Linked DNA regions of Homo sapiens: region 2 is linked to region 1. A link is a contact called in ENCODE Hi-C data. All regions are on one chromosome and are shown on one strand. The core of a region is the stretch at or near the end of the contact, and the rest is flanking DNA. Distances in the headings are between cores, read along the strand shown.

The links. Hi-C counts contacts between places; a loop is a spot of excess contacts on that map. Pooled maps may share reads with other maps.
Region 2: a loop to region 1 is called in a pooled map, with 16 times the contacts of the local background. The contact joins the promoter of TNFAIP8L1 here to the promoter of SAFB in region 1. A Hi-C loop is called at or near these places in 8 of 50 pooled maps.

Annotation. Positions count from the first base shown.
Region 1 is chr19:5,620,784-5,625,157 of GRCh38, reverse strand. SAFB (scaffold attachment factor B) reads right to left here and starts at 2,075. Exons shown (of 21, transcript NM_001201338.2): 1 at 1,764-2,075. The coding sequence starts at 1,952. SAFB2 (scaffold attachment factor B2) reads left to right here and starts at 2,382. Exons shown (of 21, transcript NM_014649.3): 1 at 2,382-2,628; 2 at 3,762-3,849. The coding sequence starts at 2,443. RefSeq lists enhancers at 913-1,644, 1,645-2,377, 2,298-2,637, 3,111-3,843 and silencers at 1,618-1,667, 2,638-2,757, 3,762-3,982.
Region 2 is chr19:4,638,192-4,641,921 of GRCh38, reverse strand. TNFAIP8L1 (TNF alpha induced protein 8 like 1) reads right to left here and starts at 2,406. Exons shown (of 2, transcript NM_152362.3): 1 at 2,293-2,406. RefSeq lists an enhancer at 1,406-2,405 and silencers at 2,306-2,745, 2,806-2,885.

The DNA.
Region 1 (4,374 bases), core at 826-3,325:
TGGCTTGGGTGAGTGGCAGACAGGGATATGGGCTGGCGGTATTCGTGTTTTGGGACCACATCTTGAAGAAAATGAAAAGGAGAAGGAAGAAGGAACAAATCTGTGCTCTCAGAGATGACAGCGAGTGATGGGAAGTCTCAGTCACCAGCTTGACAGGAAGATCACAGCAGCTTTTCAGGCCTATGGACCGTCCAGGGAGAAAAAAAGGATAAAGCCTCTTAATTTGGCTTAGCTGATGGGAGGCCCTGGTGGCGGGGCACCACACCTGACCAGCCGCCAATCTCCACTCTCTGCATTTTCTCTGGGTAAATATGTAGATCAGTGGGCTTCCTGCCTTATCTGAGTAAAGAGAATCCATAGTGAAAAGAAACACAAGCTTGAGCTTTTAAAAGGCCCATGTGACTCTGGCCGAGACAACTATCCACCCTTGAGCCCAGGGTTTCTCATCAGGAAAAAAAAAAAAAAAAAAATCCCTACTTCTTCTCATCACCAATTAATAATAAAGCCCTGTGATCTCCGTAGTTCCGGAGTCAGGATGGTGGGATGTGTCAACAGCCCCACTGCCTGCAGGGGCTGGGGGGTGGGCGGCCAGGCGGAGCAACTACAGGGGAGAGGTCCCAGAGTAGCCAGGTGGAAAAAAGGCAGAGAAAAAAAGCTACAGGAATAAGGAAACCGCAGGTGGCTAACCTTTACTTGCCTCTCTGCTTTTCCTAGGGATCCCTTTGAATCCCCCAAGGGAGGCGTTAGAGCCCCCGATCTGCAAATGAGGACTCGTGGTGGCACAGAGAGGAAAAGCGAATCGTGATGGCAACCACACACCGAGTGTTTACATGCGCCAGGCAGCACGCCAAGCCTGCTCCACGCAAACTTATTTAATCCCCAAATCAAAGTCCTATTGCTTTTTTGCTTCTTACAGGAGAAAAAAAAAAAAAAAGAATAGAAAAGAGGACTCAGAAGGGGTTCAAGGTCTCCTATGCCCAAGATCAGGCCACCGAGAGCTGGCAGGGTCCCCAAGTCCAGAGAGACTGACGGAGCTGGGGGAGCCCAGGCTCTGCCCGCCTCCCGGGCAGTTCTGAGGCTGGTTTTAAAGTCCACCCGGGGTCTCCCCTCATTTCACATTTCTGATCACTACCGTCAACACCACTTTTCCTTCCTGCCACGTTACTTCACCGAGCGAGTACCGGCAAACCGTGAAAACTGGATTGTGGTGGGTTTTTTTCTATTTTTCCCTTTGAGTATGTCCTACGGGTGTTTCCTTTGTAAATCAGCCCCGATTCAGGCTGGTCGGTCCCCTGTGGGTCACAAAGCATCTTCCCTGGGGAAACCAAGCAGCCGAATCAGGAATCCCAGGGCCTGGGTTCAAATCCCGACGCTGCCCGTCCTCGGCCGTGTGACCTTGGCCGAGTCCCTTCCCCTCGCCTGGGAAGTGAGGGTTTCAGGGTCTCCCCTCCAGGTACGGAGGAGGGGACGAGACGAGGGGAGAACCCTCCTCTCAGTGGACGATGTCACCCGTCACCGTTTCTCCTGCACGCGTGCCGTTTTTGTGGTTCTCCTGGCCCCATTGCGGCGTTAGGATTTGAACCCAGGCCCAGCCGGCCAAGGAACTCTCTCCGGGGCCTCGGAGGAGCCGGGGGACGCGAGAGCGCCAGGTCCGGCGAGGCCGCGAACGCGGCCGGGGGCGGACGCCAGGGCCCGCGAGCCACCGTCGCGGCCAAGAGGACCCCAGACCCACCCTGTGCCCGCCCTCGGGGCCCCAAATCCACCTTCTTCAGCCGCTCCATCAAAACGCTCTTGTTGCCGCTCGAGTCCACATTCCGTTTCCTCAGCTCCGCCCGCAGATCGATCACTCGCAGGTCGCTGAGGCGCCGCGTCCCGGTCTCTGACGAGGCGGAGCTCAGAGCCGCCGCGCCCGCCGCTCCAGAATCACCTAGGCCTGACAGAGTCTCCGCCATTCCAGGGACCCTGGCTCCGCCGCCCACTTTCCACAGAACCGGGCCGGTTTTATCAGGCTCCTAGCACAAAATGGCGCCGCCTGCGAGGGAACCGCTCCAGTCGCCCCAGCGCGCCTCGCTTCTGCGCAGGCGCACCAAGCGTAGGTTCTAGTATCCCGGTTGCAACTGCACATGCGCAGTGAGAACAACGCGGGGATGTGCGCAGACGCGTTGCGTCTCGTCAGCCTCCCGCCGGGAACTGCCGGGACGCATGCGAGCTGCAGATTCAGCGCTTGCGCGTTGTGCCGGGGAACCCGCGGTTGGTGGACGCGCGAGCGTCCTTGCTGCTAAGTACGCTAGTGGGGGCGGTGCGCGTGCGCGTGCGCGGCCGCAAAGCGGGGCGGGAGGAAACGAGTGCGTTTTCCTCTTAGGCGGCGCCATTTTGTGTTCAGAGCCGCTATAGCTGCCGGCGGTGTGCGACTGAGTCGGTGGCGAAGACGGGAACGCGACGATGGCGGAGACTCTGCCCGGGTCGGGCGACTCGGGCCCTGGCACGGCTTCTCTCGGCCCGGGCGTTGCGGAGACTGGGACGAGGCGGCTCAGCGAGCTGCGGGTGATCGATCTGCGGGCGGAGCTGAAGAAGCGGAACCTGGACACGGGCGGCAACAAGAGCGTCCTGATGGAGCGGCTCAAGAAGGTGAGGCGGCGCGGGGCTCGGGGGTGGCGCAGGAGGCCCGGGCACGCCCCCGCCTGCACCTGTCACCGCGGCTCCCGGACCCGGGGCGCCCTGGGTTCGCCCCGCGTCTTGGCCGACCCCGGTTCGAGGTGTCGGGCACCCAGGGGGCCGGCTGTGTGACCTTGGCCCGTCACCGCTCCTCTCTGTGCCTCCCTTCCTATCCTCTTTCCACCTTTTCTCCTCAAGCGCGCTCAGCGTGCGGTCTTCTCCGCTACCAGGGTGGCCCCGGGACCCCTCCTGGGGCTCCCGATCGAGCCTTGGCTCTGTGACCTTGGGCAGGTGCCTTTCTCTCTGTGCCTCAGTTTCCTCCTCCGGAGAATGGGTGTCTGGCGGACTCCAGAGCATTTACAGGAAAGGGGGCGGTGCTTGTTCTTGCCCCAGGGCTTTGGCCTTTACGAAGCTGTCCACCCGGGTCCCCCAGATCTTCTCGTGGCCGGCCCCTTGTTGTCATTTTGGGTCTGCCTGAGACATCACCTTCCTGAGCGCCCTTCCTAATGCGCTGCCCCACCTCCTTGCCAGCTCATCCTGCGTTTGTGTCGCACCTCGCTGAAAGCAGGGGCTAAATGCAAAATATTAAGGGGTTGGGAATTGTCTGTTTCCGCAACTGGAACAAACAACTTGAGCATAGGGAGGGAGCTTGTGGGTACCCAGTCCTGGACCCGGCAGGTGGCAGGCACTGAGGGACCTGTTGAATCTCCCCAGGCTGGCTGCTGTTCCTCCTCACCAGCGGTGGCCAGCCCTTCACCGAGGCCGGGCCAAGTGCAGCCTCTCTGTTCTAATTTGTCCCATCATATAACTTTAAAGTCGAAGGTTTGGCATTGTCGAGTTGAGTTGCCATTTTGGAACTGGTCCTTGACCCCAATTCTGGAGCTCCTGCTCACAGCCTCCCTCTCCTTTGTCATTTGGACCCAGAGAGACCCAAGTTGTGCGGGGTTCCTCCTCCGCCTTTTGGGCTTGCGGCCCAGATAGCTGACCCGGAGTTGCTCTTTGCAAGGACGGGTTTGCCTTTGTTTCATGGGAGGTTGTTACTTGTAAGGAACAGTGTGTGCCCTGCAGCTCTTAATGATGTTGTAAAACTCATCTCTCCCTAATAGGCGGTTAAAGAAGAGGGGCAAGATCCTGATGAAATTGGCATCGAGTTAGAAGCCACCAGCAAGAAGTCAGCCAAGAGATGTGTTAAAGGTATTGTACATATGCTGCTTGGGGCTTGAGTGTTCAGAGAATTTAGAGAAATGGTGTGTAGTGTGCTCTTCCCGCCTTCTAGGCTGGGAGAATTTCTCTGGTACTCGGTGTCCCTCCACTAAGAGTTAGCTTTGCTCGTCACCACCTAACAGGTAGCTCTGTCAAGGGCACAGGGAGGAGGAAAGAGATGTACAGGTGCCAAGTGCAATTAAAATATACGAAAAACGTTTCAGCTTCTGCCATTGGGATTAAAAGTCAACTAGAGAAAGACAAGCTCTTAAAGCTACTTCTACGGGTCTGAGGAACCAAATGTACCTACTTGGCTTCCTTCCTGGTTCAAAAAATAGGTCTTAACCCAAAGAAAAGGACACCAACCTGAGACCGAATAGAACTCAGCTTTGCTAGGGTCCAAAGTAGATTGTTGGGGTATTTGCACTCAGCCTATTTTTTACTATTACGGTTTTTGAATGTGAAGGTTTAATTCACAGACCGTTAAATTCATCAGGTTAAGGTGTACAATTCAGT
Region 2 (3,730 bases), core at 1,157-3,656, 980 kb after region 1:
AGAGGGTCAGGAGCTTGCCTGTTTATAAAGCAGTGATGTGGCAGAATCAGAATTTGAACCCAGCCTTTAACCTAGTGCAATCCTTTCCTCATCCTAGTCAATGGCACATTTGGGGTTCAAGTCTCGTCTCTCCCAGAGCCCACCCCAGAGGGGAAGGATCGAAGCCTTAGGAAGCTTCTAGAAGTACTGTGTCCTGTAATCCCCTCCTCGGGCTTTTAACAATATCTTGTTGAATCTCCCCCACCCCTCAAAGCACCCTCCCTCCCCACAGTTATCTCAGCCCCACAAGAAAAAGGAGATGACCAGCCCCATTGGACAGATGGGGAAACTGAGGCCTAGAAGCTGGGGATTTACAAGATCCCAAGAACTCTGCCAGAGGTCCCTGCGTCAAAGCTCGAGCGGGTGTGATTCCAGGGAGGTCATCTGCTGAGGGGTGTCGGGAGATGCTGGGAAGGGGCAGGCATGCTGTGGAACTGGGCCGTTCCTGCCTCTCGCTCTGCCTCCTTGCCCTGCTCCCCGTCTGTAACACCTGAGCTGTACCTGGGCAAGTGTGAGTCATTTTTTAGCGTTGACGTCTCTCTGGGAGGAGTGTTCCCCTGTCAACGGCTGGAGTTTTGTCCTCAAGGCACCCTTTCGTGGCCCCATTGGACAGACAGGGACACTGAGGCCTCCGGAACCCACCATACTGAATTGTCAAGCAATCAAAAGACCCCTCACCCACCTGGGCTGACCCCTGGGGGAACGGGGATGAGGAAACTGAGGCTCTGGGGGCACCTGACCGTCGGTCCAAGGCCACACAGTGGGAGGGGCCGTACCGCGGGGCCTCAGACCTGCACCCGTCTGCAGAGCCACCCCACCATTGGAGCAGGGTTCAAGTCCCCCCCCCGGCCCCATATTCCCTGCAGGGGTCCAGGCACTCACCCACCACCTGTATCCCAGGCTGCTCCAGCCTCTGGCCAGTGCCCGATTCACCCAGGTGTTTGTGTGGCTGGAGACAGCCCTTTGTTCACGGTTTCCATAGGTACAGCGTCCCTGAGCGGCCCCTCCTCTGCCCCTCCCAGCCCTTGCCTGTGCAGGTCCTGGGTCCGGCCCATCCAGGGAGCTTGTTATGTTTCAAAGTTGGCGCCCTCGGACCTGCCGTAGTGGCAGAGGGCACAGCCCATGCAAAGGCCCTGAGAGAGGACCTCGCCTGGGGTGTTGGAGAAACAGGAGGAGGCCAGTGTGACTGGGGCAGAGCCACAGCGAGAGTCAGGCAGGTTATGAGCAGGGCCTGTATTCCTGCATCTGATCCCCCAGCAGCCCTCAACTTGGGGAGTTACGACCCACTCCTGTTTTACAGATGAGGAAACTGAGGCTCCGCAGAATTGAAAAACTGGTTCAAGATATCATGCGGGTGGCAGAGCTCAAACCTAGATTGGTCCAAGCTCCGCCACCACTGGGCTGGCCCCCCTGGGGCCTCCCAAGGCGTTCATCGCCTCCAGCTGAGCTGGGACTGGCTCAGGAAATAAACTCTGGCGGCCTGTTTACACCTGGGGCTGCTCCTCCACCAGCCCTTCCCCCCTCCATAGAGAAGGTGCTGGGAAATGTGAGGATGCAGAGAAAACAGATTCTGTCCTGCCTCTGTCCCCACTTCCCTGGACAAACATTGGAAGCATTGGCCTCTTTCTAGGCCTTAGTTTCCCATCCCAGGAAATGGGCCTAGTTCGACTTCACAGAAAAGGCCAGGAGGCGGCAGGTGTCCTTCAGATCACCTGCCAATTACCTTAGCAGCGACGGTCCCAGTTCACAGCTGGCAAAACTGAGGCCAAGTCCCCACAGGCCACTTGGGAGCTCATTAGGGGCCAGTCTGGGTGGGCCCGGGCTGGCCTAGGCCTGGCTCCCCGCCACCGATGCCTGGACCGATGCCTGGTTTAGCTAGAAGCTACAGTCATGCCCACCTCCGCACGGCTGGCCCAGCTGCCCACCGCCTGGAATGCCCTCAGGGTTCTGGAATCTGGCCTGAGCACCTGCGGCCCTACAGTTAAAGGGGGCAGAGTCCACTAGAGTCCACATGGGGGATGGGGGTGCTGGTCCCAGAGCAGAGCCCCACGCCAAGGGGGGCAATTGAGACTCAATCTGTCTCCCCCTAACCTATACAGCGAGAGTGACAGAGAGACAGACGGAAACTGAGGCAGGAATGTAGACGGACAGGCGGTGGGGTGCAGAAGCATTAAGGGGCGGGAGAGACAGAGGGCGGCCAGGTGGCCCCCGAGATGCGCTGAAATGGGGGGCGCCCCGGCACTGCTCGCTCACCTACTCTCGAAGCAGAGTCCGTACGTCCAACCGTCGGGGGTCCGTCCAGCCGCCTCCGTGGGCCGGGGCCGTTGCCGCGGCGGTGGGAGCAGCGCCGGAGCCGGGGCCGGGGCCGGGGCGGGGCGGGCAGCGCGGCCCCGCCCTCCACTCGCCTCGCCCCTCGGCAGGCCACGCCCTCCACTCGCCCCGCCCGCGCGGAAGGGACCGGAGAGTTGCCAGGCCTGGGGGGCGGGCCGAGCGCTCCGGATTAGCCAATGACAGGGCGGGCAATGTACGAAAAGGCCAATGGGAGCAGGGCACTGCGACGGGGGGGAAGTGGGGGGAAGGGGCGGAGCCTGGGGGCGGGGTCAGGCGGCTCTGGGGGATTCCTCCGGAATCGCGAAGGGGCCCGGATGCGGGGGCGAGGCCGTCGTGGGGGTGCCGGCCACAGAAAAGGGAAGAGATAAGAGTACGAGACAGACAGAGAACCTGGGGAGGGAGGCACAGAGACACCAACAGGAAGAGACCAGAGAGCCAAAAGGCAAAACAGACCAACCACGTGGTTCTGCACGGGCCCCTTCCTCCTTCTGGGGCTAGTTTACCCGCCTGGGTAATAGGAATTTCGGCAGAAGCGTGTTTCTCAAAGTACGGCCTCGGGGAACCCTTCGCGTCAGAAAGATCTGAGAGTCCATTTTAAAATGCAGATTCCAACTAGGTGTGGTGCCTCACGCCTGGAATCCCAGCACTTTGGGAGGCCAAGGCAGGAGGATCCCTTGAGCCCAGGAGTTTGAAACCAGCCTGGGCAACCTAGGGAGACCCTGTCTCTACAAAAAAAAAAAAAAAAAGAAAGAAAGAAAAAGAAGAAGATCAAAATAAGTTAAAATTTTAAAAATACAGAGTTCTGTGCCACAAGAAGGGATGAATCTAACCCAGGGTTGTGGGGCTATAGATGAATCTTTGGGGTGAGGTGGAGGGCTCCTGGAGACCTCATCAGAGGATCCCCAGGTCCAGCCTCGATTTCCGTAGGAATGAGCCTGCAGGACACACAGGAGCCTCCCGGCTGCGCAGCGCCAGCTGGGGTCCCCCGGGGAGGATGCAGCTGTGAGTCCTGGGAACCAGGCCCTGGAGCTGCTCCCAGGTCCCCTGCAGCACCATTTCCGCCCTGCAGCCCAACTCTGGGTCCCGGTTGCAGCTAGGGCCTAGGGAGCCCATAGCAACCTCGCTGCTTCTTCCTCCAGGAAGCCAGACAACAAATTGTTGAGGGCCTGTTGTGTGTCCTGACCTGCACACGGGATTCAGGAAGACCGAGGCACAGGCCTCAGGAGGCAAAAGTAAGTTAAATATCTCATTGGCTGGGCCCGGTGGCTCACCCCTGTAATCCCAGCACTTTGGGAGGCCGAGGTGGGCGGATCACCTGAGGTCAGGAGTTTGAGACCAGCCTGGACAACATCGTGGAACC